2 separate regions of the Homo sapiens genome follow, and region 2 is linked to region 1. The links are chromatin loops, found by intact Hi-C in ENCODE. Cell type or tissue: B cell. All regions are shown on one strand. Each heading gives the region's core, and the rest is flanking DNA. Links, peaks and the distances in the headings are about the cores only.

What was found. Peaks named below come from ENCODE experiments on the same cell type or tissue, not always from the same donor. Only the 100,000 strongest peaks of a DNase experiment are listed, where the experiment ranks them.
Region 2: it touches region 1 in a loop (11-fold over the local background); 29 of 110 quality-filtered maps call a loop at or near these places.

What each region holds. Positions count from the first base shown.
Region 1 is chr2:74,578,374-74,594,603 of GRCh38, reverse strand. M1AP (meiosis 1 associated protein) reads left to right here. Exons shown (of 11, transcript NM_001321739.2): 5 at 12,757-12,930. Among named protein-coding and RNA genes, the nearest start is that of DOK1, 32 kb to the right of the region's middle. RefSeq lists an enhancer at 16,021-16,120. In B cell, for the core only: a CTCF peak has its summit at 6,744 (motif pointing right); DNase peaks (open chromatin) are centred at 6,763 and 9,003.
Region 2 is chr2:74,505,301-74,520,600 of GRCh38, reverse strand. It overlaps PCGF1 (polycomb group ring finger 1), which reads left to right and starts at 12,906. Exons shown (of 9, transcript NM_032673.3): 1 at 12,906-13,025; 2 at 13,454-13,559; 3 at 13,717-13,869; 4 at 14,349-14,420; 5 at 14,544-14,649; 6 at 14,831-14,864; 7 at 14,963-15,049; 8 at 15,182-15,262. The coding sequence starts at 12,933. It overlaps TLX2 (T cell leukemia homeobox 2), which reads right to left and starts at 6,151. Exons shown (of 3, transcript NM_016170.5): 1 at 5,395-6,151; 2 at 4,731-4,968; 3 at 3,453-4,628. The coding sequence starts at 5,794. The coding sequence ends at 4,412. It overlaps DQX1 (DEAQ-box RNA dependent ATPase 1), which reads left to right. Exons shown (of 12, transcript NM_133637.3): 9 at 567-686; 10 at 855-1,045; 11 at 1,371-1,561; 12 at 1,999-2,470. The coding sequence ends at 2,155. RefSeq lists enhancers at 3,914-4,413, 4,414-4,915, 12,097-12,156, 12,897-13,076, 12,713-13,643 and 1 more and silencers at 5,444-5,513, 6,094-6,193, 7,231-7,290. In B cell, for the core only: a CTCF peak has its summit at 13,315 (motif pointing left); DNase peaks (open chromatin) are centred at 12,900 and 13,160; H3K4me3 peaks cover 1,925 bases; H3K27ac peaks cover 1,431 bases; H3K27me3 peaks cover 1,300 bases.

The DNA of each region.
Region 1 (16,230 bases), core at 4,381-9,380:
CCATGCCCAGCCTGTAAATTTACATCTTAACCCAACTTGGGAAATTTTCTGCCATTTTTTTTAAATATTTTTTCGGCCTCATTCTTTCTCTCTATCTTTCTAGGACTTCAATTACCCAAATGTTAAATCTTTTTAAATTGTTCTGCACAGCCCAAGACTCTGTGACTTTTTGCTTGGTTGGTTGGTATTGTCCTATCTTTTCATTTTTTATGAACATATTTTCTATTCCTCATTGAGCAAATTCTAATTATGCCACTTCAAAATCCTTGCCTGATAAATCCAACATCTCTGTCATCTTGGGGTTTGCATCTGTTGACTTATATTTTCCTTTGAGACTGAGTCATAGTTTTCTGTCTCAGTGTGCCAAAACATTTGGGTTGTATTTTGTGAACATTGTGTTATAAAGACTCTGGATTCTATTATATTGCTCTGAAAAGTGTTGATTTTTCAGAAAATTAACTTTGTTAAACTCAAACTGCAACCTGTTGTGCCTGCAGTGAGCAGGGACTCAGATCTTAGTCTCAATCTTTAAGCCTAAACTATAAGCTGCTTTCAGTTCACCCCATATGTGTATAGTGCAAGGTCCAATCAGCTATTTACCTAGACTGAGTTTAAACACATAATTTAGGGCGCTCCGGCTCTGGCTCTCTCCTTTCATGGATTTCTTCCTCACTCTCTGGAGGTCCTGGTTGCCCCAGACTCCTTACCCTGGCAATGCTAGTGAAAGACAAAGGCTTTTCTTTCCAATTTTTAGCTGCCTTCACACTATTGTGACTGCAGCCACTCTTAGAAAGTGCAAAAACTGGGGAACTCATTCCTTGCTGGTTTACTTGGTTACTCCAAGTTTCAACTCCTCTCCAAAGTCTGTCTACTTTTGTTCATTCTGCAGAGCCTTCAGGTAGTTGATTTTTAAATATTGTTCAGGCCAGGCATGGTGGCTCACACCTGTAATCCCAGCTCTTTGGAAGGCTGAGGCAGGCAGATCACTTGAGGCCAGGAGTTCAAGACCAGCCTGGCAAACATGGTGAAACCTTGTCTCTACTAAAAATACAAAGCTTAGCCAGATGCAGTGGTGCACACCTGTAGTCCCAGCTACTCAGGAGGCTGAGGCATGAAAATCACTTGAGTCTGGAAGGTAGAAGTTGCACTGAGCCAAGATTGCACCACTGTACTCCAGCCTGAGTGACAGAATGAGACTCTGTCTCAAAAAATAAATAAATAAATGAATAAAATATTGTTCAGAGTTTATAGCTGTTTTTTACAAGAAAATCAGTTTGTTGGGTACTGGAACCTAACCAGACTGGAATTCCCTTATTTACTCTTTTTCAATTTGGTTCTTTCTTTTTACCTCCTTTTCTGCCTTCTCTTCAGCTCAATAAGCTCACGTTCTCCATCATATCTCTCACTCTCTCTCTTTAGGAGATTTTTGCTTAAAAGAAGTTCTTCTGATTAAATCTCACCTTTTCTCTCCTCATTCCCCATCCCCTAACACGTTTGACAGCACTGCTTTACTTGGCAAATGACTTGTGTTGCCACTACCCAATCTGGGGACAATCTGGCCACTTTCTATCTGAAATCAGCCCCATCATATACCCAGCACTAGAGCATTAGTTAGTACAGTGCAAGAATTGATTGGGACACAGCTATATACATATTCAAGGTCCAGAAATAGGCACGAATATAGATATTAATTTAGCATAGGATAAAGGAGACATCTCAAATCACTAAGGCAAAGATGAACTTGCTCAAAAAGTAATGCTGGGACAACTGGTTTAGCCATCTGGAAAAGATTCCAAATGGACCAGGGATCCAAATGTAAATAATAATATTAAAAGTATTAAAAGAAAACATTGGTGAATTTCTTTACAATCTCAGCATAGATAAAGGTCATCTAACTATGACTCAAAATCCAGGTACAATAAAGAAAGATTTATTTATTTAACTATATGAAAATAAAAATCTTTGGCATGGCAAAAAGTACCATAAACAATGTCAAAAGACAACTGAAAAACCAGGAGAAAGTATTTGCAATTTATGCCATGGGAGAAAAAAAAGACTAATATCTCTAATATATAAAGAACACTTTAAAACTGAGGAGTAAGAAAAAGACCAAAAACACTAGAGAAAAATGGAAAAAAGTCATAAACACATAATTCAAAAAAAGATTTTTAAATGGTCCTTAAACATGTGAAAATATGTTCAACCTCACCCATAATTAGAGAAATGATAATTAAGACTATACCAAAATATTATTTCCTACCTATTATTAGATTGGCAAAAGTTAAAAAGTATGACACCAATAGAAGTGGCATGTGTTTATTTTTAAACACAAAATTACCTATGTGTTTTACTTCTATCCCTAGAAGTCACCAGCCCCACTTCTAGGAATCTAATACCCTGAAGATACACCCCCAGATCTACAAAAATGCATGTATATACACAGAGTCGGTTGCAAAGCTATTATACAGTCTATCTAGGATTTTTTTAAGAATATGTCTTAGGTCTGGGCTCAGTGACTTATGCCTGTAATCCCAGCACTTTGGGAGGCCGAGGTGGGTGGATCACTTAGGTCAGTAGTTCGAGACCAGCCTGGCCAACATAGTGAAACCCCTTCTCTACTGAAAAAAAATAAAATAAAATAAAATAAAAAGTTAGCCAGGCGTGGTGGTGGGCGCCTGTAATCCCAGCTACTCAGAAGGCTGAGGCAGGACAATCACTTGAACCTGGGAGATGTAGGTTGCAGTGAGTTGAGATCACACCACTGCACTCCATCCTAGAGGACAGAGTGAGACTCTGTCTCAAAAAAATAAAAGAGTATGTCTTAGGACTTTCTTTGATTTGAGCGTCTTCTTTAGCTTTTCCTTACTCTACTTAGCTCCCCCAAGTAAGTCTTTTCTTTCATGGCTCCACTTACATTTATTTTCACCTCAAGGCAGCTCTTTCTTTCAGTTCCCTTAGGTGTAAGGAGTCAAAACTGCTTGGTGTGGTTCTTGGGTCATGTCAAAAGATTTAACGCCTTCCTAACTCTGCTTTCTTCTTAATTCAAACTTCTCCTAAATAACCCATTCCCCTGCTCCCTCCCCCACCACAGTGCCTATGACAATATTTCTTCCCAGCTTTTCAATTTTGCATTGCAATTTACATTAAATGCTTTTTGGTTTATAGAATATATGTATTAGTCCCTGTAGAAAAAGAAGACTTTTAAAATACCTTCTAAGTCTAATGTTTCTCACGTCAAAAAATACTTCAGACTTTGGAATATTTCAATCAATAGTGATCAATCTCTTTTGCATATAAGCTGCATTTTTCCAATAAAATGAAAATGAAGCCATTGAGACCCATAGATAAAATATATTTTCTTACAACTTAGATCTTTATTGAAGAGAAAATTTTCAGCAAAAGAAATGGCACTGGCTTTTAGTGAATAAAATGTTCATATCTACTACATAGACAGCTGGGAGGCGGCTTTATACTCTATCATCCCTTATAGTTGCATGGTGCTTTAAAGTCCACAAATTGCTTTCAGGAGTCAAGTGTCATTATTTCATTTTCAAGTAAACCCTTAGCCTAGGTATCACTATCATTCCCACTTTACAAATGGAGAAATTGAGCTTAAAGAGATGAAGTGACTGGCCTAAGGTCACAGAGAAAGTAAGCACCAGGCTGGCTAGTTTCTTCTGTTCAATATAACGTTTACTGAGCCCCTGTTGTATGTAAACACTGCGCTAGTGCTGTGGGTACAGAGGTAGATAAGGTGCTACAACTGGTGCCAGAGGCAGGTATACCCTGCCTTAACCAGGGCCCTTCTCTCCCGTACCTGCAATAACTTCTCTCTGGACTGTCTAGGGCAGAGCAAGTCACTCAGTTCAAAGTGGGATTGGCAATCCGGGAACACTTCCGTGGCTCCAGAGGTGAGGGGTGCAGTGCAGCTTCTCTCATAGGGCAGTCCCCACTTCTGCCCTCTTAGAAACACACAAGCCTAAGAAAAAGATTATAAAAAGGCTACTCTCCCAGCCAAAATAATTGCTCTCTAAACTTTTTCTTACCCAATTCATCTGTTTACTAAAGGCTGAAATACTACATTTGAAATTGTAGTATTTGGGACCTATCTTAGAGCTAAGGGAGTCTGCTATGGTCTGAATGTTGTATCCCGCCCCCGCCCCCCCTAAAATTCATCTTTGAAATCTAATCACCAAATAGATAGTATTAGGAGGTGGGGCCTTTGAATGGTGGATTAGGTCATGAGGGAGGGCAGAATCCTCCTGAATGGGATTAGTGCTTTTATAAAATGTTCCCTAAGGAGCTTGTCTGCCCCCTCCACCATATGAGGATACAGTGAGAAGGGGCCATTTATCAACCAAAAACAGGTCCTCCCCAGACATTGAATCTGCCAGCACCTTGATCTTGGACTTCCCAGCCTCCAAAACGGTGAGAAATATATTTCTGTTGCTTATAAGCCACTGGTTTGTGGTATTTTGTGATAGCAGCCCAAATAGAACCCACTATTCCCTAGTCAGAAATTATGTAAATCAAGTTTGTCCAACCTGCTTCCCGCAGGCTGCATGCAGCCCAGGACGGCTTTGAATGCAACCCAACAAAAATTCGTAAACTTTCTTAAAACATTATAAGATTTGTTTTTAAGCTCATCAGCTATCATCAGTGTTGATGCATTTTATGTGTGGCCCAAGACAATTCTTCCAATGTGGCCCAGGGAAGCCAAAAGATTGGACACCCATAATATAAATCATCCATTGTGAACCATTAGTTCTTTAGTTAACAGTCAATTATTTTTTTCAGCCTGCCTTAGACTATATTAGCTTGATGAGGGCAGGTGAATGGACAACTGCTAACAATAGAATTCCCTGGGTAGCTGACCAGAGCTGGGAAAGAGGCATGTCCACTACAGGCTGAAGGATCTCTGCTTGAGCTCTGCTCATGGAACTCCCAGATTCCTCTTCCCTCCTTCCCCACTGCCTGCCAGCACCACACAACAGGAAAGCATAAGCGGTAAAGCTGGGCTGGGACATGTGGCACCTTACACAAGCTGATAGCTTGGGCACACCTTCAAACAAATATTTTTAAAATGCTAATTCAGTAGTTGTTTAGAAGCTAAGAGCTACAAAGAAAAAGAGAAAGAAAAAGGAACTTGCTTTACTCTGCCCCACTCTTGCACAGTTCCTGAGCAATACCAAATTGCAATAATGGAACCCACCCTTCTTCAAAGCAAGTGTAGTGACCCCTGTTGATACATGAGTGTGCCACTTTGGGGGTCTTGTCCTTCACCCCAGCAGCTTATTAGCTAGTCCTCACTTCCTTCCTTATTCTGCTTTAGTCTTCTGGCTAATCCCCCAACACAAAAAGCTCATTCCCATCTCAAGACCTTTGAACTTGCTCATCTCTCTATAAGAAACAATCTTCGCACAAATGTTTTTATGACTCACTTCACGTCATTCAAGTTTCTGCCCAACTGTCAGCTTCTTAAAGAATACTTCCCTGGCCAGCCAAGCTAAAACTTCACATGCATGCACGCGCGCGCGTGCACACACACACGCCCCTTTATTTTTCTTCATAGTATCTATCATCTGAAATTGTATTCTGTTTTATTTGCTTGCTTATTATCTGTTCTCTCACTAGAATGTAAGCCACGAAAGTAGGCAATTTGTCTCTTTTCTTGATGACACCAATAAGTGCCTAGCTCATAAAAGACAGTAAACTAATAAGTGCTTGAATGACTAAATAAATGAATGACTAAGCAAATGAATGAATGACAACAGTTCTCTCTCTCTGAGAAGAGTTCTGGGATATAAATTTTCTCTATCTCATTACAGTTATGGTGATGTTTTGACCCTCTTACAGACTGGGGCTCCAGGAAGATAGTCACCACTAGGTCCATTCCTGCAGTCACCTCTCTGCCCTGAGTTCACATGTTGATAACCACTACCACCACCCCTGCCAACTCTTTTCAAGGGGCTTCTCCTTTTTCCTAGGGTCCAAGCATCACTTCCACAAATGAGGCAAATGAGCTTAGAAAGACAAGCTTGACTGCCTCACCGTTGTAAGCTGTTAGATTATTCTCATGTTGTGTTGATTTAAAGACAATGGTTGGATGATGCTGCACTGCTGTTCCTGACTAAGCTTTATCTGCTGTGATTACTTACCCTGGTTGTTAACATCCTATAGCTATCCTGTATTCAGAGAGTAGACAGCTAATTGTAAACCAACCCAGGCAGGCTAAGATACTGTGACTCTATAGTCTCTGTAGTGGTTCTTGACCTTTTTGGGGTCATAGAGCTCTTTTGAGAATCTGATAAAAGCTAGGGGCTTTCCCCCTTCCCCCACCCCACCAAAATACATCTATGCATGTACAGATGAATTGTATATAATTTCAAGGGGTTCTCAGAATGTCTGAAGCCCATCCATGACACCCAAGTACAGGCCTCATGAATGTCATTCGGAAAGGAACAGGTCAGGCCTAGAGGTTAGGGCCCTGTGAGACGGGGGAAGATGTGGAGGACTGGGCAAGAGCACCTTTTCCTGGGCCTCTACTTTCCTGGGCCTCTATATTTTATGTGAAGAGAGAAATACAGACATTGTATATGCACGTATGTATGTTAAAGTCTCCTATTTTAAACACACTTTAATTTTATAACCCTATTTTAAGGTTTCTTCTGAGAGGGTCTACTTCAGGTATTACCTAATCTTCAGTCATTTGGCTTTCTTAGTTTTTTCCCATTGTGGCCGCAGGAGGGCAGGGTAAGTTCAAAAACAATGTGAATGCTGGCTGCAGCTTGGGCTGCAGTGAACCAGGCCTTCCTCACTGCTTTAACTATCCAAACACTAAGGGCCACCGTTTCACTCCTGTAACCTTTCCATTTCATGCCATTGGTGTGACCCGTTCATCTAGTGCATGGGTACCCTGCTCCCCAGCCAGTGAGGGAGCTGTTTTTCAACGTCTGAGAAGTCTCCTCCCCGATCCCCAGATTTAGCACATTTAGTCGTATTTGTGAAGAACACAATACATACTAGTTGTTGGTGTTCAATGTATGGTAGTCGGGGGTAGAAAGCAGTGACCAAGGGAAAAAAAGCTTTAAAAAAGGAAAACATATGGCCAGGCGTGGTAGCTCACACCTGTAATCCCAGCACTCTGGGAGGCCAAGGCAGGTGGATCACGAGGTCAGGAGATCGAGACCATCCTGGCTAACACGGTGAAGCCCCATCTCTACTAAAAATACAAAAAATTAGCAAAGCATGGCAGCAGGCGCCTGTAGTCCCAGCTACTCGGGAGGCTGAGGCAGGAGAATGGCGTGAACCCGGGAGGTGGAGCTTGCAGTGAGCCGAGATCGCGCCACTGCACTCCAGCCTGGGGGACAGAGCGAGACTCCGTCTCAAAAGAAAAAAGAAAAAAAAAAAAGGAAAATATATTATTATCCTAAAAGAGTTCATTTTGTGGATGAGAGAAAAGGAAGAAAATTATATTTGTTGGACCTACTGGATGCCATTTATAGATAATCATCTCGCTTTGTAGTGCTTTACTAAGAAATATGTTGTACTATTCCACTTCGCCCAAAATCACATAGCTAACAAATTTTTTTTTTTTTTTTGAAATGGAGTTTCGCTCTTGTTGCCCAGGCTAGTGTGCAATGGCGCGATCTCAGTTCACTGCAACCTCCACCTCCCAGGTTCAAGCGATTCTCCTGCCTCAGCCTCCCAAGTAGCTGGGATTACAGGCATGCACCACCACACCTGGCTAATTTTTTGTATTTTTAGTGGAGACCGGGTTTCTCCATGTTGGTCAGGCTGGTCTCAAACTCCCGACTTTAGGTGATCTGCCCGCCTCAGCCTCCCAAAGTGCTGGGATTACAGGCGTGAGCCACCGTGCCCGGCTGCTAACAACTTTTAATTCTCAAGTCAAACCCTGGTCTTTCCATTAAGCCTTTCATAAACTCAGGAAAAGAGAAGAAAATCCTTTAAAAAAAAATAAATCAGCAGTGCGATTAATATTGCCCAAATGAAGCCCACAGATACCCAGGGATGGCAATTAAAGCTAGATAAGGGAGGATATAGTTAAGCATAACTTCTTGGACAAAGTCAGTCCTGAGTTGAATTCTGGAAGAGGTGCAGGCCATGGGCTAACATTAATGAAAGCACTAAGGAAGGAAGGAAGTCATGTGGCAAGGAGACTAACTTAGATGAAGCTCAAGAGTTACAGGAAAAAGTAATGAGAGCTGAGGAGGAGGGAGTCACTGTTCAACTCAGGCATTTGCTAAGCTTCAGCTCTATACAAGGCCCTGATAGGGAGGATAAAAGTGAAAAGAAACAATTCCCACCTTTTAATTTACATTTAAATGGGAGAGATCAAACGTATTCCCAAATAACAATAGTACTAAGGTAAAATGTAATGTGAACTATATTACAAATGTAAACCAAAAGCTATGGGACTATAATAATGGAAGGAATACAATAATGGCAGACTTCATGAAGGAGGTGACATTTGAACTCGGTCTTCAAGGATGGCAATATCTCAACAGGTAGTGATGAGGAGGAAATAGTCTGAGCCATCACAGAGGAAGGGAAGGGTAGGGTACTTGTAGAATAATGAGTAGTACCAAGTGATACAGGATGAGTGAGTGACAACAAGAAGGCAGTGTGTGCTCTTGAGCAAAGGAGGGATCTGATGAAACCATGTTTCAGAAAAAGTAACTGGTAGTAGTAATAATAAGTAATGGAGGGGAAGAAATGGAGTTTGCTAGGACAGTTAAGAAGCTACTGCCATAATCAGGGACAAGGAAATGAATTCCTAGAATGACAAAGAAAATGGAAAAAAAGTTTAGCCTCTAAAATGTTCTGGTTTACACATAAGTCTCTAGTTTGGATAATGTAAGTCTGCCCCCAAGAGGTGCTCACTCCCTTCTGAAACTGCAAAACTGAAAGCTCAAACCCGACACACAGCACCTCTGTGGAGATTATATGAGGACTTTTTCAAGAAATCAGTTCTGCTTCATGGCTCTTCCAAGAACATGTAGGTTAAGAAGTTAGAAAAGAATGTCAGAACATCGATGGGTGACAACAGGGAAGACTGCTGCCTGGCTGGCTGCCAGGAGGACCTAACCACATGACATTTTCCTTCATAGAGAGGCTGTGCTTCAAGCCTGGTTCTTTAGCTTCGCAGGATCAGAAAGTTAATTTTGCCAGCAAAACACGCACCTTCCTAAGCTCAAGACTAAAGGATAAGCCAGAATGTTTTAGAGGGAGAACCATAACCATAATCACAAAAAAGAGCAGAGACTTGACAAACACATCTCTGCAATTGGGACACATCACTGAGTCCACATGCCTTCTCTGAGCTGCACTTAAGATGGGCACTGCCAGCACGCATCGCTGTTCCCCTTCTCTGTGCTGCATTTCTGGCCAACCCTCTCCCCTTCCAATAGACACATTCATTCTTTAGATATGCCAATATAGGCTGGGCAAGGTGGCTCACACCTGCAATCCTAGCATTTTGGGAGGTCAAGGCAGATGGATTACTTGAGCTCAGGAGTTTGAGACCACCCTGAGCAACATGGTAAAACCCCATCTCTACAAAAAATACAAAAATTAGCCAGGTGTGGTGGCTCACACCTGTACTCCCAGCTACTTGGGAGGCCGAGGCAGGAGAGTCACTTGAGCCCAGGAGGTGAAGGTTGCAGAGAGCTGAGATCACACCACTGCACTCCAACATGGGTGACAGAGTGAGACCCCATCTCAAAAAAAATAAAATAAAAAAATAATAATAAAATATATATATATATATATATATATGGCAATAACATCAATAAGGCTACAGCCAAATCTTGCCTTGGACAATAAGCCATTCTGCCTTCTTAGGGTAACTTTTTCATTGGCCTCACCATTCTGGTTGATTTTATAGTTTAACTCTCTGAGGAAACCTTTATTTTCCTTACTTCCAGATTCTTGATGGGACATGGCTTTGCATTGCTCCCTCACATTGCCTGTGGTAGGAGTGTCTCATCATCCACCCTTTCCCTGGGGAGAAGAAAAGAAACACTTACTTCTTTTCCCAAAAATTCTGTTATTTCAACTCAGCAAGTTTATCTTCTCTACTTTTCTTAGCTCCTTTGCTCAATTCTGTTTCTTTTTCTTTTTTTTTTTTTTTTTGCAACTGAGACAGTGTCTCACTATGTTGCCCAGGTGGGTCTTGAACTTTTGGGCTCAAGCTGTCCTCCTGCCTCAGACTTCTAAGTAGCTGGGACTACAGGCATGAGCCACCATGCCTGGCCTCGGTTGCATTGCTTTAGTAGCCGCCACTTTATGCTTTAAGAACTGTTTTGCCTCACTGAAGAGAAGCTGCTGAGTCATTTTCATACTTGTTACTCAAATCAAAGTACAGGCTTCAGGCTTAGAAAAATTAAATTACTCCTTGTTTTGCCTGTGACAAAATAAAATGCACATTATTTTTTTAAAAGATATTTCTCTTTACTTGCAAGGAATGTTTTTTTGGCAATGACTTTATATATATCACAGTAGTACCCTAAAACATAATGAGGCAGATGAGAGTTTGGGGAAAAATGGTCAAGATTCATGTTGCTTTATAAACTCCATAAGGGCACAGAGTGTCAGATATATCTGATGGAATGAATGAAATAACTAACTAGTTAACAATGAATCCTCATAACTATTCATGGAAGATGGCAGAGTTTTTATCATTCTGGCCATAGAGAAATGCATTTGATGCCCCTTTTCAGCTGCAGGATAAGTTGTTAAATATGACATGAAGTCATTTTCACCACAGTTCCCCTGTGTTGGAACAAGTATGTTGGACTGAAGCCCCTTTGTTCCCTGTGGAAAGTCTGCCACCTCTGCAAACTTGTCCTCAGGAATGTCATTCTAGAAATAATCCAGCCTTCTCCCTGGGGTCTATGAGTCATACACAGAAGCTAATTCATTGGAGCAACTGGCTTTTCTTAGGCCCTTTGTAAAAGTATTTCAGAGATCCCTCCTGATGAAGCAAGGAAAGTAGAGTTCCCCCTCAGCTTCTTTCTAGTTCTTCCCTTATTTGCTCTGTGCTTCTTCCACCACCTCATATTTGGCTTTCACTGATGACCTTTACCTGCAGACCCAGGCCCCAATTCCTTAGCTAGTGTTGCCCGAAGCTGGAAGTACACCAGCAAAGCCTCATTACCCCACCTACCCAGCTCCATTCATTCAGATTTGGAATTAAATCACACTCTACCAGACCCTCCCCATCCTTTTTGCTGTTAACCACACTTGTGAGATACAGTATGCCAATGACTGATGCTCCAGGCTTGGTTCTCTACTATAAGGGGATACCCCAAAATTCATCTTTTTTCCTTTTAATTTTTTTAAATTAATTTTTTATAACAAGTAGTAATAGAACACATTTTCACTGTAAAATAACATGAAGCTGAAGTCCCCTTTGTTCAACTAAGTATTTAATTTGCATTGCTGTATAATTTTTGGTGGTTTTTATATTCTAGAATGTTTTGGGGTTGTTTGTTTGTTTGTTTTTACAGTGGATTTCTTTCTCCCATGTTTTATTTTTTATTTATTTTATTTATTTATTTATTTTTCTTTTGAGATGGAGTTGCCCAGGCTGGAATGCAGTGGCCTGATCTTGGTTCACTGTAGCCTCTGTCTCCCAGATTCAAGCAATTCTCGTGCCTCAGCCTTCCACGTAGCTGGAATTACAGGTGCCCGCCACCACACCTGGCTAATTTTTATATTTTTAGTAGAGACAGGATTTCACCATGTTGGCCAGGCTGGTCTTGAACTCCTCAGCTCAAGTGATCCACCCACCTCAGCCTCCCAAGGTGCTGGGATTACAGGTGTGAGCCACCATGCCCCACCTAGAATTTTTTTTAACACAAGAAATGCACAACTCCAATAAAATTCAAACAGTATAGAAGTATGAAGAGTAAAAAGGGAAAGTATCTCAGAACCCTGCCCTATTTCCACTTCCTGTCCACTGTTAACAGTTTGATGATAGCCTTCCAGAGCTTTGTAAAATGCATTTACATATATATATGTAGATAGTTTTATTTTTATATAAATGGGATCATGTTATATCTGTTCTACAGCTTCCTTTATTTACTTACTATCTCCTAGTTTTTCATGTCAGTACATTTAGCTTTGTTAACAAACACGTAATACTCCATAGTTTGAGTGTGTCATAATTTAAATATTCCCTATTGAGGGGATTTGAACTGCTTCCCGTTTGGGGTTTTTATTATTACAGCAATGCTATACCAAACATCTTTGCATATGCCTTTGTGTACTGCTCAAGAATGTCTCTAGGCTAGATGTCTAGAGATACAGTCAATGGATCAAAAAATAGGTGTGGAAGCTGGGCCAGTGACAAGTGCCTATAATCCCAGCTAATCCCAGCTACCTGTGAGGCTGAGACAAGAAGATTGCTTTGAGGCCAAGAGTTAGAGACCAGCCTGAGCAACATAGCGAGACCTCATCTCTAAAAAAAAGTTTTTTAAAAAATTAGTCAGTCGTGGTGGTGAGTGCTTGTAGTCCCAGCTACTCAGGAGGCTGAGGCAGGAAGATTGCTAGAGCCCAGGCATTTGGAGGCTGCAGTGAGCAATGATTGTGCATGTGAATAGCCACTGTACTTTAGCCTGGGTGACATAATGAGACCCCCGTCTCAAAAAAGAAAAGATGGATGTGTTCAAAATTTTATATTACTCAAAATTTACAATCTAAGTGAACACTTTATTTCCCTTTCTTTTGCAGAGAGTTCTATTCTGGGAACTGACATTGACCTTCAGACTATAGACAATGATATCGTCAGCATGGAGATTTTCTTCAAAGCCTGGCTACATAACAGTGGAACAGACCAAGAACAAATCCATCTTCTTCTTTCTTCACAGTGTTTCAGCAACATTTCCAGACCCAGAGATAATCCAAGTACATAATCCCCAAAAGATATTTAGGCTATGATTATTCTTATCTGGGATCAGGACTCTAGATTGGTGGTGAGTCAGTGGAATATAGCATCGTTGAGGTTTAGGGACTGGAAGAGGGTTGGATGAGGCTGTCCAATATAAGCGTGAGGAATAAGAAGAGAAGTTCTAAGAAGCAATCATAGTTAGAAAGCTGAACCTAATTAAGCCCAACCAGCAAGGGCCAGTTAGTTTAGGGGCAAAGTCTGAGACACCTCAATGACAGAGAATTGGCTAGACTACATAAGAACACAGTGGATCACATTTCTCAATATTCTCATTTTTAATGTGGTAAATATAATTGACATTATAGTTTGGAGCATGCTGCTACCTCAACAATATCAATACAGCCTGTGGCGAGAGGAAGAGAACCAAGGTTAAATAAAGATCTTCTCGCTAGGGAGGCAGCAAATGGGGGAAAACTAAAGAACCTACAGAGATACGCCCCAGGGAGGACAACCTGTGCCCAAGACCATGTTCACAAAGCAGTTCAGGCAATTACTGAAACCGAGAGATCAATCCAGTGTTCTGGTCATGCCAAAAATATCCTGGATAATGGATACTGTTCTGCCTGGCAATTATACTTCATTCCAGGTCCCACTAGATGACAGGAATAAGGCCATTTCCATTCTCCCATCTCCTCGGAAGGCTGGCTCAGGCGGGACCTGGGGTGGCTGGGCCTGCAGATAGATGGGCCCATCTATCAGTCTAATCAGCCACACTGAGGTTGGGAAAGCTGGGTCCTCAAAGACCAGCTCCAAAGAGAAATGACCAAAGTATATCTTCTTTAGGGGTGGGAATTTGTACCCATCTTTCTCATTGAACAGAATACTGGTAGTGGTAGTGGCTACAGAGATCATTGAGGGTTGAAGAATGGATTGAACATGACGTTTACCAAAGCCCTTCTCATAAGTTTTGACACGACTCACTGGGGTTACCGCCTCCTTTGAGAGCTCTTTCTTGGCCATTGGCAGTATATTTGAGTTTTTATATATGTTCCTTTTCTTCAGCTGTAATAGAACTCTTTATGACCATTGTTTCTTTAGGACAGGGGAGGGCTTTTTGGAGGTGTTACTACACAGGATTAAGGCTTCCCAAGACCCTTTCTGTCTAGGGATGGCCGTCAAGTCTCTTCCTCTCTCCCCCATTTCAACCTAGTGCCCAGAATGTCTTTGCCAACTTAACTTGATTTTAATCTGTCTTTTCTTTGTGTAAAATATTCTTCCCAGAACCTCCTTTCCACCTCTTTTGTCCAAGGCTGATAGTACCAATTTCTCCCTGTCCTATCCTCTGGACTTCACTTATCTGTTTTCCCTACTTAAGGCAGCTAGCAACTTTATATAGAAGCTAGTGTATAGCTAACATTATTAAGCCCTGCCTCTGTGCCAAGCACTAACTTCATTTCTTGCATTATCCCATTTTATCTTCACATAACACTATGAGGCAGATACTGTTACCATATGTCATTGAATCTAAGATGCTATCAATTGTAAGGTACACCACTATTTTATGTACCAGTAAGAAAGAAAACAGGCTAGGTGCAGTGGCTTACTCCTGTAATGCCAGCATTCTGGGAGGCAAAGGTGGGAGGATCCGTTGAAGCCAGGAATTAATGACAGCCTGTGTAACATAGACCTGTCTCTACAAAAAATAAAAATAAAAAATTAGCCAGGCACAGTGGTATGCACCTGTAGTCTCAGCTACTCAGGAGGCCGAGGCAAGAGGATCACTTGCACCCAGGAGTTCAAGGTTGCAGTGAGCTGTGATGGAGCCACTGCACTTCAGCCTGGGCAACAGAGTGAGACCCTATCTCTAAAAAAATGTTTTTAATAATAAAGATTTTTTTTTAAAAAAAAGAAAGAAGACATTGCCCGTTAAACATTACACAGCTCTTTCTTGTCACTTAGAAGTAGTATTTTACCTGTATCGAGAGAGCTCTTTTAGGTTAGAGTAGTAAGTAAGGACTTAGAGTGCCTGCCTGGCCAATGGCAATTGTAAGACACATACAGAGATGAAAAAAAATGTGTCTTAGAATCAATTAAATACAATATTACCCCCATTTTCCATATGAGAAAACTGAGACTTAGAGAAATTAAGCACACTTTCCCAGGGCTGCACAGAAAATTAGTAGCAGAGCTAGGATTTGAAGCCAGGCAACAGGGCCCACTCTTAACCCTTAGGATCAGAAATCTATATTTTGTACACTTGACACTCTCAGCCCAGACAATGTCAATAAACCCAGGTCTATCTTCCTCCAGAACCTGGGCCTTTATCTACTATATTAACCTGCCTCATGCTAAGCAATTCTGAACAAAGGGGCTAGAGATTCACTTCTTTCATTAGGAGGGCTGGTGCCCTCAGAGGCCAGGAACTCCTGTAACCAGCCTTTCTTCCACTATCACATGGCATTTGCCCATGGTGCTAATCAGAATTTCTCTAGCTTCCCCTCTGTCTTTCCAAAGCTTTCAGCACCAGGATCAGAGCCAGAATATTTAACTCCATCTATAATCATTTTTTCAGAAATCTGTAGGTCTTCGGGATGCACAGTGGAACTTATATCCAGACTGCAGTCAGCTTTTCTGCTGGGGAGGTCTTCACTGGAATCCAGATGTTTAGGCACAGCTGGAATGAGGTCTGGGGAAATTAGGCCTCTTCTAGGGTGGATGTGACCCACCTGAGATTTTAAACACAATAAAGATTATGCTGGCATTATTATTTTAAAAATTGATGTATTGCCACACATGTAGATTTCTGGAGTATGGCTCACTACAAAAAATGAAAGAAAACAAAACAAAAAACCCAAGCTTTCCTCCTCTAGACTCTTTGGGGTATGCATCTCAGATGTTCACTCTGACTCCTTCTTACAAGGTTCTCTATCTGATGCCAGCTGCTTCTTTGCCTAGGGCCCTTCACCCCGTCTTTAGGTGCTTCCCTTAGAAAGGCGTTCCTCTGACAGAGCACACAGTGAGTTACACATGAGTTTCTTTTCTTGTTCTTAGGTATGGTGTCTGCCACATCTGCATCTGGGCTCTGGGTGGGAGAAGCACACCTGGTTCTAGATTCAAGCCCAGCTAAAACAGCTTTCCCAGCTTTGGGACACTCTGCTGAGACCACAGTTTGGGTATTTCTTAACCCAGGCTGCAGTAAGAATCACATGGGGAACTTATAAAAAATACCAGTGTCTCAGGGTGGGGAACATCATACACCGGGGCCTGTCATGGGGTGGGGGTTTGGGGGAGGGATAGCATTAGGAGAAATACCTCAT
Region 2 (15,300 bases), core at 10,301-15,300, 80 kb after region 1:
CAGCCTCTCATGACCTTACCTATACCTACCTCTCCAGCTTTATCTCCTGCCATTCTGCCACGTCATTTCATTCCCTCCACCCATACCAGATGGCTTGCAGTTCCCCAAATATGCTATATTATTAACTTACGTGCCATGCTGTTGCCACAGTCTAAAACATACTCCCTGCCCCGTCTCCACTCGGCTAATTCCTACTCAAATTTCAAATACTAGCCCAAGGGTCCTCATCGTTTTCTCTTACATCACTCACATCCTCACCACCTAAAGCCTGGATTAGGTATCCTCCTCTTTGTTTCCACAGTACCATATACAAACACCTATCATGCTTATCAAGTCTGCTTACCTGTTGGTCTCTCCCACCAGACTTGAAGCTCCTTGATGGCAGAGACTGTATTTCATTTACTTATCCTCAATGTTTAATAAAGTGCATAGCACCTAGAAGTTATCTATGTCTTTTGAATAAAGTTCCCAAAGGGACACTTCTGCCTTTTCAGCATTCTACCTGTACTACTATCCCTTCCCATTTCCCAAATGGCAGATTCTACCTTCCACTCTTCTGCCTCCAGCTGCCCCTGGGTTTACCCGTCCTCCACTCAGTGCAGAAGAAGCTGCCCTGCGTCGGGCCCTGGAACACACGGATGGTGACCACAGTTCTCTGATCCAGGTGTATGAAGCCTTTATACAAAGTGAGTTCTGCATCCTTTTATAGAATCCCAGATTTTCCAAAGAGGGGAAATTTTATGCAGCCAGCTGACAGATCTCTATGCTCAGAAAGAGGAGGCCCTTTGGCTAAGGGTTGGGTTATTTCAGGGGTCTCAAGGACTTTAGTTTAGCTGGTCCCTTTCCTCTCCTAGGTGGAGCAGATGAGGCTTGGTGCCAGGCTCGAGGTCTGAATTGGGCAGCATTGTGCCAAGCCCATAAACTTCGGGGAGAACTCCTAGAACTCATGCAACGAATTGAACTTCCCTTGTCCCTACCAGCCTTTGGCTCTGAGCAGAATCGCAGAGACCTTCAGAAAGCACTGGTGTCAGGATACTTTCTCAAGGTTAGAGGAAAGGGTGGGGGTGAGGGTGATCAAAGGAGCAAAAGGCAAAGAGAACAAATATTGGTAAGCCACTTTGAAATCAGGGTCCAGGTGGCCATTCAAAAGATTCTTTAGAACCAGAAAGGACTTTTCCCTTGAGGATTTGAGGTACAAGGGGCTATGGTAAATGCCATGAGGTATAGTAGAGACCAGACAACACCTAGAGGTAATGCTTTACTTTTCATGCTCTCATCACCCTTACTCTTTCTCAATCCCCTTTTATTTTTTTCTACTGCCTGCCTCTTCCCTTTTATTTATTCCGTCAATATTTCTGCCTTTCAATAAGGTGGCCAGAGACACAGACGGGACTGGAAATTACCTTCTCCTAACCCATAAGCATGTGGCCCAGCTCTCCTCATACTGCTGCTACCGAAGCCGCAGAGCTCCTGCCAGACCCCCACCATGGGTGCTCTACCACAATTTCACCATATCCAAAGACAACTGCCTTTCCATTGTTTCTGAGATTCAACCACAGATGTGAGTTCCCTGACATCCCTCCTATACTGCCTATTCCTCTCCCTGGGGCCAAAATTATGGCTGGGGAGTTAGAGAGACAGAGGAAGGGATCTTAGTGGTTAGTAAAAACATGATCTGAGGAGACAGGATTTGTGGAAGGGCTGGTGAGAAGTTTAAAAGTCTGCATTATAAGAGAAGATGCACTTTTGGAGACCTAGGCAGGAGGAGTCCTTGAGGCTAGGAGTTTGAAACCACCCTGTAGTCCCAGCTACTTGGGAGATTGAGGTGGGAGGATTACTTGAGTCTAAGGCTAAGGATTACGGGAGTCTAAGGCTACAGTGAGTTATGATCATGCCACTGAACTCCAGCCCAGGTAACAGAGCGAGACCCTGTCTCTAAAAAGAGAGAGACAGAGAGAGAGAAGATGCAGATCATCTAATTATGACTCTCTCTATTAGGCTGGTGGAATTGGCCCCTCCATACTTCCTGAGTAACTTGCCTCCCAGTGAGAGCAGAGACCTTCTGAACCAGCTAAGGGAAGGAATGGCAGATTCTACAGCAGGGAGCAAATCATCCTCAGCCCAGGAGTTCAGAGATCCCTGTGTCCTGCAGTGACCTGCCTGCCTATGGAATGGAGCTGGGTTCATCTCATCACATTAGATTATCCCTCAGGGTGACACCAAAGCACCCAGACAGATTTAGAAGCCCAAAGTTTAGGGTCAAATGTAAACCCTGGAACCTGAGTCCCAAGAAATGGTAGACTGGGAATGGAAAGAATGGGGTAAACCACAGTCTACATAGGGAAGGACTCTTTCCTTAGCCTTCTCTTATTGATTGGAGAGGGACTGACATGCTCCTCATTCTCTTAACTTTGCCAAACCCATTCTTGTACTCCCTTGTGATCTATAAAAGATTTTTCTATGATGCCAAGTTTTAGTTTGGTCCTGCAGTGCCATATACAACATCCATAAATCAGTGATGATATTACAGTAAATAACCAGGGCCAGCTCCTCCAACTATATAGTCTCTAGCCTCTTCCCATCTCCAATCAGGCCTTCATGCTATGATCGACATAGTTGTCACTAGCACAGACATGAGTTGTCTGGCTACAGTTGGTCTCTAGCCTGGCCTCTCTTCCCTCTGTCACAGTGCACCAGCCTCCAGGGGACAAAGGATGGGGGTGCTAGAGGAATCAGACAAATTCTTCCCTTTCTTCCTCATACAGCTTAAATCCAATTCCTTTTTAAACCTTAAGGCTAATGCAACCATCCCCTAACTAGACTTTCTATTAACAAGCTTCCCAGCAGCCCAGACACACCCACAAGGGGAAGTCTTTCTAACAACTTCAGAGACATCATGCTTTCCTTTCTTTCTTCCTAGGTTCTCCTTCCTTCCCTTCCCCTTTTGTGCCCTCGGAATTTTTTTTTTTTTTTTTTTTTAGACGGAGTCTCGCTCTGTCACCCAGGCTGGAGTGCAGCGGTGCAATCTCAGCTCACTGCAACCTCCACCTCCCGGGTTCAAGCGATCCTCCTGCCTCAGCCTCCTGAGTAACTGGGACTACAGGCATGTGCCACCATGCCTGGCTAATTTTTGTATTTTTAGTCAAGACAGGGTTTCACCGTGTTAGCCAGGATGGTCTCGATCTCCTGACCTTGTGATCCTCCCGCCTCGGCCCAAAGTGCTGGGATTACAGGCGTGAGCCACCGTGCCCTGCCTGCCCTTGGACTATTGACTTAGGTATTCTCCATCATCTTGCACATTGCAAAGGTGGTTGTCGAATTTGGTGGAAAGGTTTAGTCCTTAGAACTCTGCTTTTCTCCTCAAGAGTTCCCTCCCTCAGAGATTCTATCTGTTCTCATTCATTCTATCTAGGTCCACCTCTATGTGGATGTCAGCTGATCTCCCTCAAAGGCACTTCTCCAGGATTTATTCTCTCTAGGTATAACATTTAGTTTTGCCTATACAGTTAATTTTGCTCCAGTCTTCCCAATTTCCCTTTCATCATCCACAGCACCATTGATTTCCTGATGCTGCACATTTCCAGTCTTGGAATTACCTTTGATTCTTCTTAAGCTTGTCACTTCCAAATTATTTTCCAAATTCTCTTCACCCTAACTCCACTGGGCCCATTAACTTTGTCCACTGTTTCCTCCTCTCCCTTCTCTGTCCCTATGTGACACCGGAGCCAGATTTTCTCTTTCGTTGGGTGTGTAAGTATCCGACTCGCCTCCTGCCCGGGCGTGTTGCCGGAGGATGTGGCCAGCAGGCTGAACACACATGACAACGTGAGGCTCAAAGTCAGGAAGGAATCCTTAGCGATTATTTTACAGTTGAGGGATGAGATGCCCGGGGTGGACAACCCTCTGGTTTCGGTCACAATCAGCCAGCCTCTCGCGCTCCAGCACCCCCTCTATTGCTTCGCCGTGGTCGGTGTCTTCTTTCCTTCACACCTTTGGTACAGACCCAGCCGGCACCGCGCGCAACGCCGCTAGAGCCCCTCAGAGCCCCAGCTCCCGACCACCCGCCGGAGAATTTCGAGTCCCTCAGGAAAGCAGCTCCCATTGGCCAGCCCGGCCCCCTCCCCGCACCTCATTGGCTACTGTCCTGCAGGTCCCGCCCTCTCGGCGCCTCAGGTTCCAGCGAGGGCGTAACGGCAGTGAAGTGAAAAATGGCGGGAAAGGCCGCCTCTGAGCTGGCCGTGCATCTGCGCAACGCTGGCTTGGGAGCCGGCCGGTGGTGGAGGAGCCCTCGACGACAGCCTCAAGGCCTGCCGCTCCTCACGCGCCCGGCTGCCACTAGACCATGGACGCAGGCAGCCGCGCGCTCCACCGCTCCGGGCCCGGCGCTCCACGCCGATCGGACGGGCGTCGCTCACACCACCGAGGCGAGCCCGGACACTGAAGCCACTTTGTTGTCCTCGGCCCAGGGCTGCAGGTTCTGCAGCGCGAAGAGCGACGAGTTGTGCAGGCAGAGAGGGTCCGGGGGCAGCGGCGGCCGCAGCGGCCGTGGCAACGCGTCCTGCTGCAGATGCAGGAGCAGCCGGCCCGCGCGGTGCCGCTCGGCCTCGCGCTCCTCCGCCGTCTGGCGCCTAAGGGAGGGAGACGCGGGGTCAGCGGGGCGCCCGCCGCGTCGCTTCTCACCAGGCCCTGCTCGGGAACCCCAGTCCGCCCTCGCCCGCGCCGCGCCTCACCGCCACTTGGTGCGTCGGTTCTGGAACCACGTTTTGACCTGTGCGTCGGTCATGCGCAAGGCCTTGGCCAGCGCCGCCCTCTCCGCAGAGGCCAGGTACTTCTGGCGCAGGAAGCGCCGCTCCAACTCCAGCACCTGTGAGCGGGAGAAGGACGTGCGCGGCTTCTTCCGCTTCGGAGGGGTCCGGTTTTGGTAGGGGTGGCCTATGCGGCGCGTCCCAGAGAAGGGCGAGAGCGCAGCTACCGGGAGGAAGAAAGACCAGGGCAGGATTTGCAGGGTGGCCCGAGGTGCCACTGAGAAGGCCGCGCGGCTGTCCAGGCCGCAGAACTCCCGCGCCCTGTCCTTACCCGGGCCCTAAGCATCAGCCGAGCCCTATAGCCAAGAAAGGCCCTTCCCCTGGGATGCGAGGGAGACGTCCCCTGTAACTTCACCCTCCCCTCCCCACGCGTGGACAGTGGGACTACAGAGGAGGGCGCGGGCACCGACGGCAGCTCCCTCCCCATCACCTCTCGGAGGCAGGACCCAGAGATTTGAGTTGGGGGAGGATCCCCTGGGAGGATCTAGTGGGAGGTGTGAAAGGGGTCCTTGAGTTGGAGCAGAAAGCTAAGAAATGAGGAGACGGGGTCAGAGTCGGGCGTGACGCTGGAGGGGTCAGACAACCTCACCCGTGAGCCGGTCCTTGGCAAAGCGGCGGCCGCTGTCCATCCAGGGGAAGGTGAGTCCCGCTAGGCCTCCGGCGCCGCCCAAACCCGAGGGCCCAGGCACTGCAGGCGCCCCCCCAGCGGGCGGCGGCACAGGCAGCGGGCGGTGCGCAGGGACGCGGATCACGCCGCCTGGGCCCACTCCGGAGCTGCCGGGCAGCGGGGCAAGTGAGCCGGCGGGACCGTAGCCCGAGGCTCCGTGGTATCCACCCGAGAACGCCCCATTCTCCCCATGACCCTGGCCCCCGCGACCCAGGCCTAGACCGCCCCCTGGGGTTTCGGGGCCGCTCAGGATCTGATCGATGCCGAAGCTGATTGGCTCGTGGTGTGGGAGGTTGTGTGGACCCAGCATCCCCGGCTCCATCGGTCTGGGCCGAGGAGAACCGCCGGAGGTTCGGTGGTTGGGGAGGATGCCTCAGGCAGCGCCAGAAGCCCAGCGGCGGCGCGCTCCGGAGAGTGGCCTCAGGGGCCCGCGGGGCTGGCCAAGGCAGGGCGCCGGGGTCCCCGAAACAGCAGCATCCCTGTGCACCCGGAGCAGCCGCGCCCGTGCCAGCCGCTGCCGGGCGTCAGCGCAGGGACTTGCATCCCGGGGGAGCACGGCCAGCTGGGGCCCCTGGAGCTTCCTTGCTGGCTCTTAAGCGCAAATAGACGCTGGGCTGCCGGCGCCGCTGCCCAAGTCCCGGGTGGAGAGGGTTGGCCAGCTCCGGCTGGGGCAGTGACTGACGGATCGGCCCGGGTGGGTAGTGGGGGCTGGGGGTAGGGCAGGGGCGGGGCCCAGCAGTTAAAGGGGAAGGGACGCCTGTTTGCGCCAAGCGCAGGGGGAAGGCTGGCTGGCGGAGATGTGCGGGGAGGGGGACAGGGGGCCAGGGTGTTAGGAGCCAGGCTCAGCGCGGGAGGGGCCCGAGCATGGGCCGCTGAGTCAGCGGAGATGCTCACCGCGCCTCCATCCTTGCTGGCCTCCGCCTTTGGGCGGCCTCCGCCTTTGGGCTGCCTCCGCCTCACCGGCTTCCTCCGCAGGTGCCTCCTCCCCCAGCCCCCACTCTTCGCCTCTCGATGGATCCTTCTGGCCAACTCCCGGATTCGTTGTGGTCCCCGCCTAAATGCTCTCGAAGACCAAATCTCGTTGTGGTTTCCCGGCTGCGTAAGAAGCGGCTGGGGAACGGCGCCCGGTGAGCTGCAGGCCCAGGAAGAGAACAGGTGTGGGAAGGGGACGGCAGGGGCTAAGGGCGGGGAACGGCCGCTTTGGGCTGGCGATCGTGGTGCGCCTTCTGGCCTCTCCTGTAGGTCCCCCCAGCCCTGTTCATGCGCACCGGTAATTGGTGTCCTGTGTTTCCTAGAATTTCGATTTTCCAAAATCCGTGTAAAACGGACCATGGCTCAACCCGGGCCAAATCAGGCCGGCGGGTTCTTGGGGCTGGCACTTACCCCCGGACCCCAAGTGCAGGGAGTCCTCAATGCAGGACTCTGCCCCTCCATTCTGTGCCTAGGAAGTCTGTTCTCACACTCTTCCTCCTCAACGGCGGGAGGGCGAAATCTCGCCACGGGGGACACGTGGGACCTCACTGAGGCCTTGGTTGGATCCTGGCCGCCTTGTTTCCCATAAACATTTTACCCCACCCAAACTCAAAAAATGGCCTGGAGCTGTCAGAGAAGGGAGGTGGGGAAAGACCTAAGCCGCTTGGTGACCTTGTGACCTCTGGCCATGAATCCAGGAGCCGGGAGTGCGTGAACTCTGCGTCCTTCCCGGGGATGGGACCCCCGCGGGCGGGCCCCTGAGCCTTAGACCCGCCCCCGCCGCCGCCCTGCCCGGTGCAGGCCGCGGTAATCGGGTTAGCTGGGCCGGAATTACATTACCTTCCCCGGCCCGCCCCGGCCCCCGGGGGGGCCCTGGCGCCTCTGAGCCGGTGAGACTGGGCTCAGAGAGGGGGGCGCTTCTACCATCCTGCGGTGGCGGTGGCGGGTGGGCACCAACGAGCAGCTCAGCCTACCTCTGACACGTGGTGGCCAAAGGACCTTACCCTGCTGTGCCAGCCCTCTACCCTCGTCCCGAGCCCACCCCGCTGTTCAGCTCCATCCTGCTGGTTCCCGTGTGAACCGAAATGCTTTGTAAGTCTACTAGCTGGATCTCCCTGGGAGCACTGATCTTCAAACTGATTCTCCAGGATCCCCTGGGAAAGACTCTGCCCCCTCCTTTCTCCCCAGCAGATGGGCTGGCAGCCTGGCGCCTGGGGCAGGGTGAAGGGGTCTTTTCTCCCCTGGGAACCAGGAATGATATTTGGGCATCTGGGCAGAAAGATAAAGAAGAGAAAGAAGGGTGAGCTCTGTCCACCAGCCCTTCAGTGTTCTCTGAAGCCTTATATCTAGAGGAGGTGAACCATAAATGGGACAGAGGGCAGTGGGAGGAATAGTGGGCATTAATATGTGTCAACCTGCCAGGCGCGGTGGCTCACGCCTGTAATACCAGCACTTTGGGAGGCCGAGGCGGGTGGATCACGAGGTCAGGAGATTGAGACCATCCTGGCTAACACGGTGAAACCCATCTCTACTAAAAATACAAAAATTAGCTGGGCGTGGTGGCGGGTGCCTGTAGTCCCAGCTACTTGGGAGGCTGAGGCAGGAGAATGGCATGAACCCGGGAGGTGGAGCTTGCAGTGAGCCGAGATCGCGCCACTGCACTCCAGCCTGGGCAACACAGCAAGACTCTGTCTGAAAAAAAAAAAAAAGTGTCAACCTCCCCCACCTTGACCACTCTACTATCCAATTTGTCCAGCCCCTCCTCAGCCCTGCTAACAGCCCGTTCTGAAAGAGGGTGGGGGCTCCTACCAATTTAGCAGATGTATTTTCATCTTGATGGAGAAGACAGACATTATCACCTCCCGTCTCTTTACAGAAACCCATGCACTTTTCTCAGCAGTAGAGAGGGCTACAAGGAAGCATGAACCTGTTTAGTCCAAATCTTCAGGCCGGGAGCAGTGGCTCATGCCTGTAATCCCACCACTTTGGAATGCCAAGAGGGGACGGATCACCTGATGTCAGGAGTTCAAGACCAGCCTGGCCAACATGGTGAAACCCCGTCTCTATTAAAAATACAAAAAAATTAGCTGGGCATGTTGGCAGGTGCCTGTAATCTCAGCTACTGGGGAGGCTGAGGCAGGAGAATCACTTGAACCAGGGAGGCAGAGGTTTCAGTGAGCGGAGATCACCACTGCATTCCAGTCTGGGGAAACAGAGCAAGACTCCATCTCAAAAAAAACAAACAAACAAACAACAACAAAAAAAACTTCCTTGGTACCAAGGGCTGGATTCCTCCAGATGGGAGCAGGAAACCTAGGGAGACAGCAAAGAAATATAATCTCTGAAGAGGGCTGGTGTGCAGGTTAGGAGTTTGCTAGTCCCATTCTCTGCTCTGAAGGTTGAGTCTGGGGGCAGGGGGGCAGGGTAACCAGTGTGTCTCCAGCCAACCTAAATAAATCCTCCTTGAATGAATCAGTGAGTGAATCAACAAATGAAAAAAAGGCAACATCATGCAGACCCGTACACCCCTGCCGTTTGAGTTCAGCACAGATGGTACTGCCACCCAGGGACTGTCCAACTAATCCTTTAAGGAGAATGGTCACAAACTCAGTAGTTCATACAAGTGTTCTGGAGAGTTTTTAAAATATTTTAGTGCCCCACTTCAAGAACAGATGGCATCCAGTTACGTCACCCAGACCACAGTCCTAGGACTTTCTCTTTTTTTAAGAGACAGAGTCTCGCTATGATGCCCAGGCTGGCTGGCTGGCCTCAAACTCCTGGGCTCAGACAATCCTCCCACTTTGACCCCCTGAGTATCTAGAGTTACAGGTGTGCACCACCACCCCAACCTGGCTTGAAATGTCCTTTCTTGCCTCCTTGTCTCTGATTCACGGGGAAAGGATGGTTCCTGCTGGTTTATATTCAAGATTGGCTAGGCGCGGTGGCTCATGCCTGTAATCCTAGCACTTTGGGAGGCCTAGGTGGGTGGATCACGAGGTCAGCAGATTGAGACCATCCTGGCTGACACGGTGAAACCCCGTGTCTACTAAAACTACAAAAAATTAGCCGGGCTTGGTGGCGGGCACCCGTAGTCCCAGCTACTCGGGATGCTGAGGCAGGAGAATGGCGTGAACCCGGGAGGCGGAGCTGGCAGTGAGCCGAGATCGCGCCACTGCACTCTAGCCTGGGTGACAAAGCGAGACTCCATCTCAAAAAAAAAAAAAAAAAAAAAAGACGAAGATAGAGGTGCTGGAATGAGTGCCCCCTCATACACACTGCTTTGGATCTGTCTCACCATGTCCTGTGTGTCCGTGGCTCTCATCAACTTAGTCTTTCCTACCCCTCAGCTGTCTCAGATCTTTATCATCTGGACAAAATCTTTGCCTGAGTCTTCAAGAGAGATCATGCTTTTCCTTTCCTTTTTACTTCATGCCTACTGCCTCCATTTCATCATGATTTATTCTTGTTTTAACTCAGTGCAAGCTGCCTTCATTATAGTAACCCTTTCTCAGAGAGCTCCAGTGTTCAGTATCCCTCCTCCAGGACTTCCCTGGCATGTTTTACTTTGTTGGTCATCAATTATTTTTTGAAGTGTCCCTTCTTTTTGCTTCTGTAATATCTTATTCCACATCTTTGGACTTTCGTAGTCACTGCTTATGTTTTTCCTCCACTGATTTTCCTTCTTCCACTGAAGACTGTGAGGATTCTTCAGAGCTCAGACTTAAGCTTTCTTTTTTCTTTTCTTTTTTTTTTTTTTTTAAGACATGGGATCTCACTCTGTCGCTCAGGCTGGAGTGCAGTAGCATTATCACGGTTCACTGCTGCCTCAACCTCCCAGGCTCGAGCAATCTTCCTAACTCAGCCTCCCAAGTAGCTGGGACTACAGGTATGCGCCACCATGCCAGGCTAATTTTTGTACTTTTTGTAGTGACGGAGTCCCACCATGTTGCCCAGGCTGGTCTCCAACTCCTGGGCTCAAGTATCCACCTGCCTCAGCCTCCCAAAGTGCTGGAATTACAGGCATTAGCCACTGCACCAGGCCTTAAGCTTTCTTTATCTCTTCATCTGCTCAAGTTTCACCCATTCCAAAAGTCCCAACTCTCATATCCAGCCAGATAACTCTGAGACCTCCATCCCTTGTTCTGACACTCCAGCCCCACCGCTCACTCTCCTAGCCTTCTGACAAGCTCCCCCTGCTTCCCTGCAGCCACCTTAAGTCCAGCAGGCTGGAGGACATGCTTCCCTCCAAAGCTCTTCATTCACCCTCTTACCCAGGCCTACCAAGCCAGGTTCCTGGCTACTTCCTCCTATTATACTTTCCTTTGAACTGTTTCAGATACAGCCCTTCCTTTCCATTGCCATTGCTAAAACCCTAATCGAGGCTGTCATCACCACCACTTGGATTCATTCATGTATTCATCCAGAAAAGTTTTATTGAACACCAACTATGCACCTGGCACTGGAGCTATATCTGTGAACACAACAGAGGAAAAAAAATCCTTGCCACTGAGAAGCTTATAGTCTAGTGGAAAAGGCAGATGAAAAACTAGGAAATATGTTTTCTAGAAAATATTTTCTGAAAATAACTAGAAAATATAATATATATTAGAAATGTATATTAAATAATAATAAATGATAGAATGCTAATAAGTGCTAACCAGAAAAAAAAGAGCAAGGAAGTGAAAGGGTGGGTGAGTTGTTATTCATCTAGAGTGATTACAGCAGCCTCATGAGTAAAGACCTGAAAGAAGGAGGGAGCCATTTTGGATACCTAAGCATTTCAAGTTGGGGACACAGTGGAAGGATATCCTGGTGTATCTGAAGAGACTATGCAGGCCCTTGCACACCACTCTGAGACTTTGACTTTCATTCTGATTGAAAAGGGAAGCTCTCAACAGGTTTTAAACGTAAAAAAGGAACAACCTAATTTTTCAACTTTATTTTTAATAGCTTTCTTGAAGTATAATGGACATATAAACTGCAAATATTTGAAGTGTACAATTTGATAAGTTTTGACATATGTATATACCCATGATACCATCATCACCATAAAAATAATAAACATATCCACATCTCAAAAATTGTCCTTTGTCCTTTGTGTTTCATGTTTTATCAGAATCACTAGCTCTGAGAAACAGCACTCAACTGTGATGTTGAGAACAGGCGAAGGGGGACTCAAGGAAAACAGTCAAGAGGCCACTACAGAGGACAGATGATAGTGGCTCGGACCAGGGAAGTAGGTAAACAGGGGCTGTAACGAATAATTGATTAATCACTAATCTCATAACTTCTTGCTGCATATTCACTTCAATTCACTCTGAAGAGAAATGAACAAAAATGTCGCTTTCACAGGATAACCTCCCTTCAAAAAAGTCCGCTAGCTCCCAATTGCCCTCAGGCTAAAAATCGCAACTCTTTATGGCCCTGCTTTTTCTATTACCACTCTCAAATCTACATCTTGACCTTCCTGTCCTCTGGTCATTCCCCTCCACGTCCTTTCTATTTCACCACACTTCCACCCCCTCCCCCAAGTCTAAATTGTGCCCAAAGTCCCACTTTCTCCAGAAAGCCTTTTTTGAGGTCTCCATTGGAATCTCTCCCTTCTCGTATCTCCAGTTGCATTTGATGTTAATACCTCATAGCAAATTTATCCCTTTTTAAGTACCCAGAGCCGGCGGTGTAGAGCTCTCGAGCGAGCACCCCGCGTAGTCCCCAAGTGCGGGACTGGGCCTATGCTACTACAGGCGCTCGCTGCCTAAGCCTGTCTGTGTGTGGCAGTGTCCTAGTCGTCCTCCCCTCCTCCTTCGGCATCTGCTCTGCATTAGTCTGTCCCAGGCCTCCGCAGGCGCCGATGATTAAATCATCATCATTAACCAGGGCCTGCCCCCCCCATCCCCGGCAGCAGGGGGGAGAATGGGGGAATAAGATCACTACCAAGTCCCTGGGGGTCTCTCACTCCCCATCCCCCGGCACCCTCTCCGAGACTCTGCAAAGCCCAAGAAACTCCCTCCGTGAAGCCGGGAGAAGACCCGCCATCTGGACGAAGCTCCGCTACGCGGACGCCGACAGGGCGGCATTACGAGGAGAGGACCCAGGAGGGGCTTCTTCAGCAGGGTCGTCGTCACAGAAGACCGACGACCCTGAGCGGGTAGCGGGCACAGACTGCCAGGCCTTTGGGGGTAGGAGGGGGCAGTCTTTCGCAGGCTCCGAAAGTTAGTCTTGAGGTCGCGTAGGGCCTATTATGATGATTTCTACAGGAGGTTGAAGAGATAAGACCCTTCCCTGTGCTCCCCCCCCCCCACTCCTTAATTACGGATTGAGCAGGGGAGGGGCCGGTGGGGCTCAGGTGAGCACACAGGGAGAAAGGGACGTGGGCGGGGCCTTACAGAGGGTGAGCGAATCCGAAAAGACCTAGAACCTCGTTGCTGGGAGACAAGTCCCGCCCTGCAGGCGGCACCGGAAGTGGCCGGCTGGGATCAGCCTTTAAGATGGCGTCTCCTCAGGGGGGCCAGATTGCGATCGCGATGAGGCTTCGGAACCAGCTCCAGTCAGTGTACAAGATGGACCCGCTACGGAACGAGGTGCAAGGGCGGCAGGGTTACTGCTGTGGTCGGCCAGCGGTGCGAATTGGGGCGGGCTAAAGGACGGGCGGTGGCTGGCCGGGCGCCCAGTGCGCCTGCGCAGAGACAGAGTGCCCAGTGCGCCTGCGTGGTTGCGATCGGGTTGCCAAACTCCGGTTAGGACGCCTGCGCGTTGTGTCGCCGACGTTGTGTAGTCTCCCCTGGGAAAGGAGGGTCAGGCGAGTCCACGTGAGGGAAGCCCCCGCTGTGCGCGGAGCCCTCTGCTGGGCGGAGGGGGAGTGCCAGCCCCCAGGAGCTAATCCCCGGCTGATGGCGCAGGGCGCGGGGCTTGGCCGTCTAGTGTGATGAAGGAGGCGACCCCCAAGGTGGGAAGGCGCACGGGTTGGGGTTTGAGGGTGGATGATTGGTGACGGAGGGTGTATCTTCAGGAGGAGGTTCGAGTGAAGATCAAAGACTTGAATGAACACATTGTTTGCTGCCTATGCGCCGGCTACTTCGTGGATGCCACCACCATCACAGAGTGTCTTCATACTTGTGAGTGCCTTGGAGACTGCCTAGTTCTTCCAGTCCCTAGTCTTCACCAAGCTGACTGCCAGCTTCTGTGCGGCCTGCCTCACGCATCCAGGCACCCCACCCAGCCCATGAATCCAGTTTCCAGAGGGCCTGAGAATCTGCTTTTCTTTTCCTGCAGTCTGCAAGAGTTGTATTGTGAAGTACCTCCAAACTAGCAAGTACTGCCCCATGTGCAACATTAAGATCCACGAGACACAGCCACTGCTCAACCTCAAACTGGACCGGGTCATGCAGGACATCGTGTATAAGCTGGTGCCTGGCTTGCAAGACAGTGAGTCACCAACCTGACTTTGAGGGGCCTCTTGAGGACTAATTGCTGAGTGGCAGCTTGAGGTGACGGGTTTGGTAGGACTCACGTAGGCAGAAGGCCAAAGATGAGGGAAGGACAAAAAGTGAGGAAGGGCTAATACTTTATTCTTTTTTTTCTTTTTTTGAGACGGAGTCTTGCCCAGGCTGGAGTGCAGTGGCGCAATCTCAGCTCACTGCAAGCTCCACCTCCTGGATTCATGCCATTCTCCTGCCTCAGCCTCCTGAGTAGCTGGGACTACAGGCGCCCACCACCATGCCCAGCTAATTTTTTATATTTTTTAGTAGAGACGGGGTTTCACCATGTTAGCCAGGATGGCCTCAATCTCCTGACTTCATGATCTGCCCACCTCTGCCTCCCAAAGTGCTGGGATTACAGGCGTGAGCCACCGCGCCCGGCCCCGAAGGGCTAATACTTTATTCTCATACTTCACCTTCTTCTAGGTGAAGAGAAACGGATTCGGGAATTCTACCAGTCCCGAGGTTTGGACCGGGTCACCCAGCCCACTGGGGAAGGTATGTCCTTGGCCGCGGGACAGTAAAGACCCCAGAGCATTCTTCTTGCCCAGTTTTGCTCTCTGGGGAAAGAGGAGTATGGAATGTGTGCCACCAGCCACCTCACTACCCTATCTTTCTCAGAGCCAGCACTGAGCAACCTCGGCCTCCCCTTCAGCAGCTTTGACCACTCTAAAGCCCACTACTATCGCTATGATGAGCAGTTGAACCTGTGCCTGGAGCGGCTGAGGTGAGGAGAAGGTCAGGGGTTGCAGGAGGTGACAGTGCCAATGACCCAGAGCCAGGGAGGGTCTAGGGGAGAGGCTGAGCAGTGAGTGAGTGCCTATCCCCTTGAAGAGAGTATATCATGGCTCTGGGTGGGGAAGAGGAGGAAAGATAGGATTCCCTAACCTGTGTCTATTTCCCCCCAGTTCTGGCAAAGACAAGAATAAAAGCGTCCTGCAGGTGAGAAGGGCTGAGGGGAGGGCCTCTCTAAGGAGACTCACCTCCCATGGTCCTTCCCTCACACACCTTGCCCTCTTCCCTCCCCTCCCTGCTCCCAGAACAAGTATGTCCGATGTTCTGTTAGAGCTGAGGTACGCCATCTCCGGAGGGTCCTGTGTCACCGCTTGATGCTAAACCCTCAGCATGTGAGTAGTCCCACAGTAGGTTTCTTGAGGGGGAGAAGGGGCTAAGAAAGGAGGGACAGAGTCTAGGGTGGACCAGGGTAGTTTTTGACCTGCCAGAAAGTTCCTAAAATTATGCCCCCATCTCCCTCCTAGGTGCAGCTCCTTTTTGACAATGAAGTTCTCCCTGATCACATGACAATGAAGCAGATATGGCTCTCCCGCTGGTTCGGCAAGGTAAGCCAGGCCACCCTCCCTGGGATCACACCCCCTTC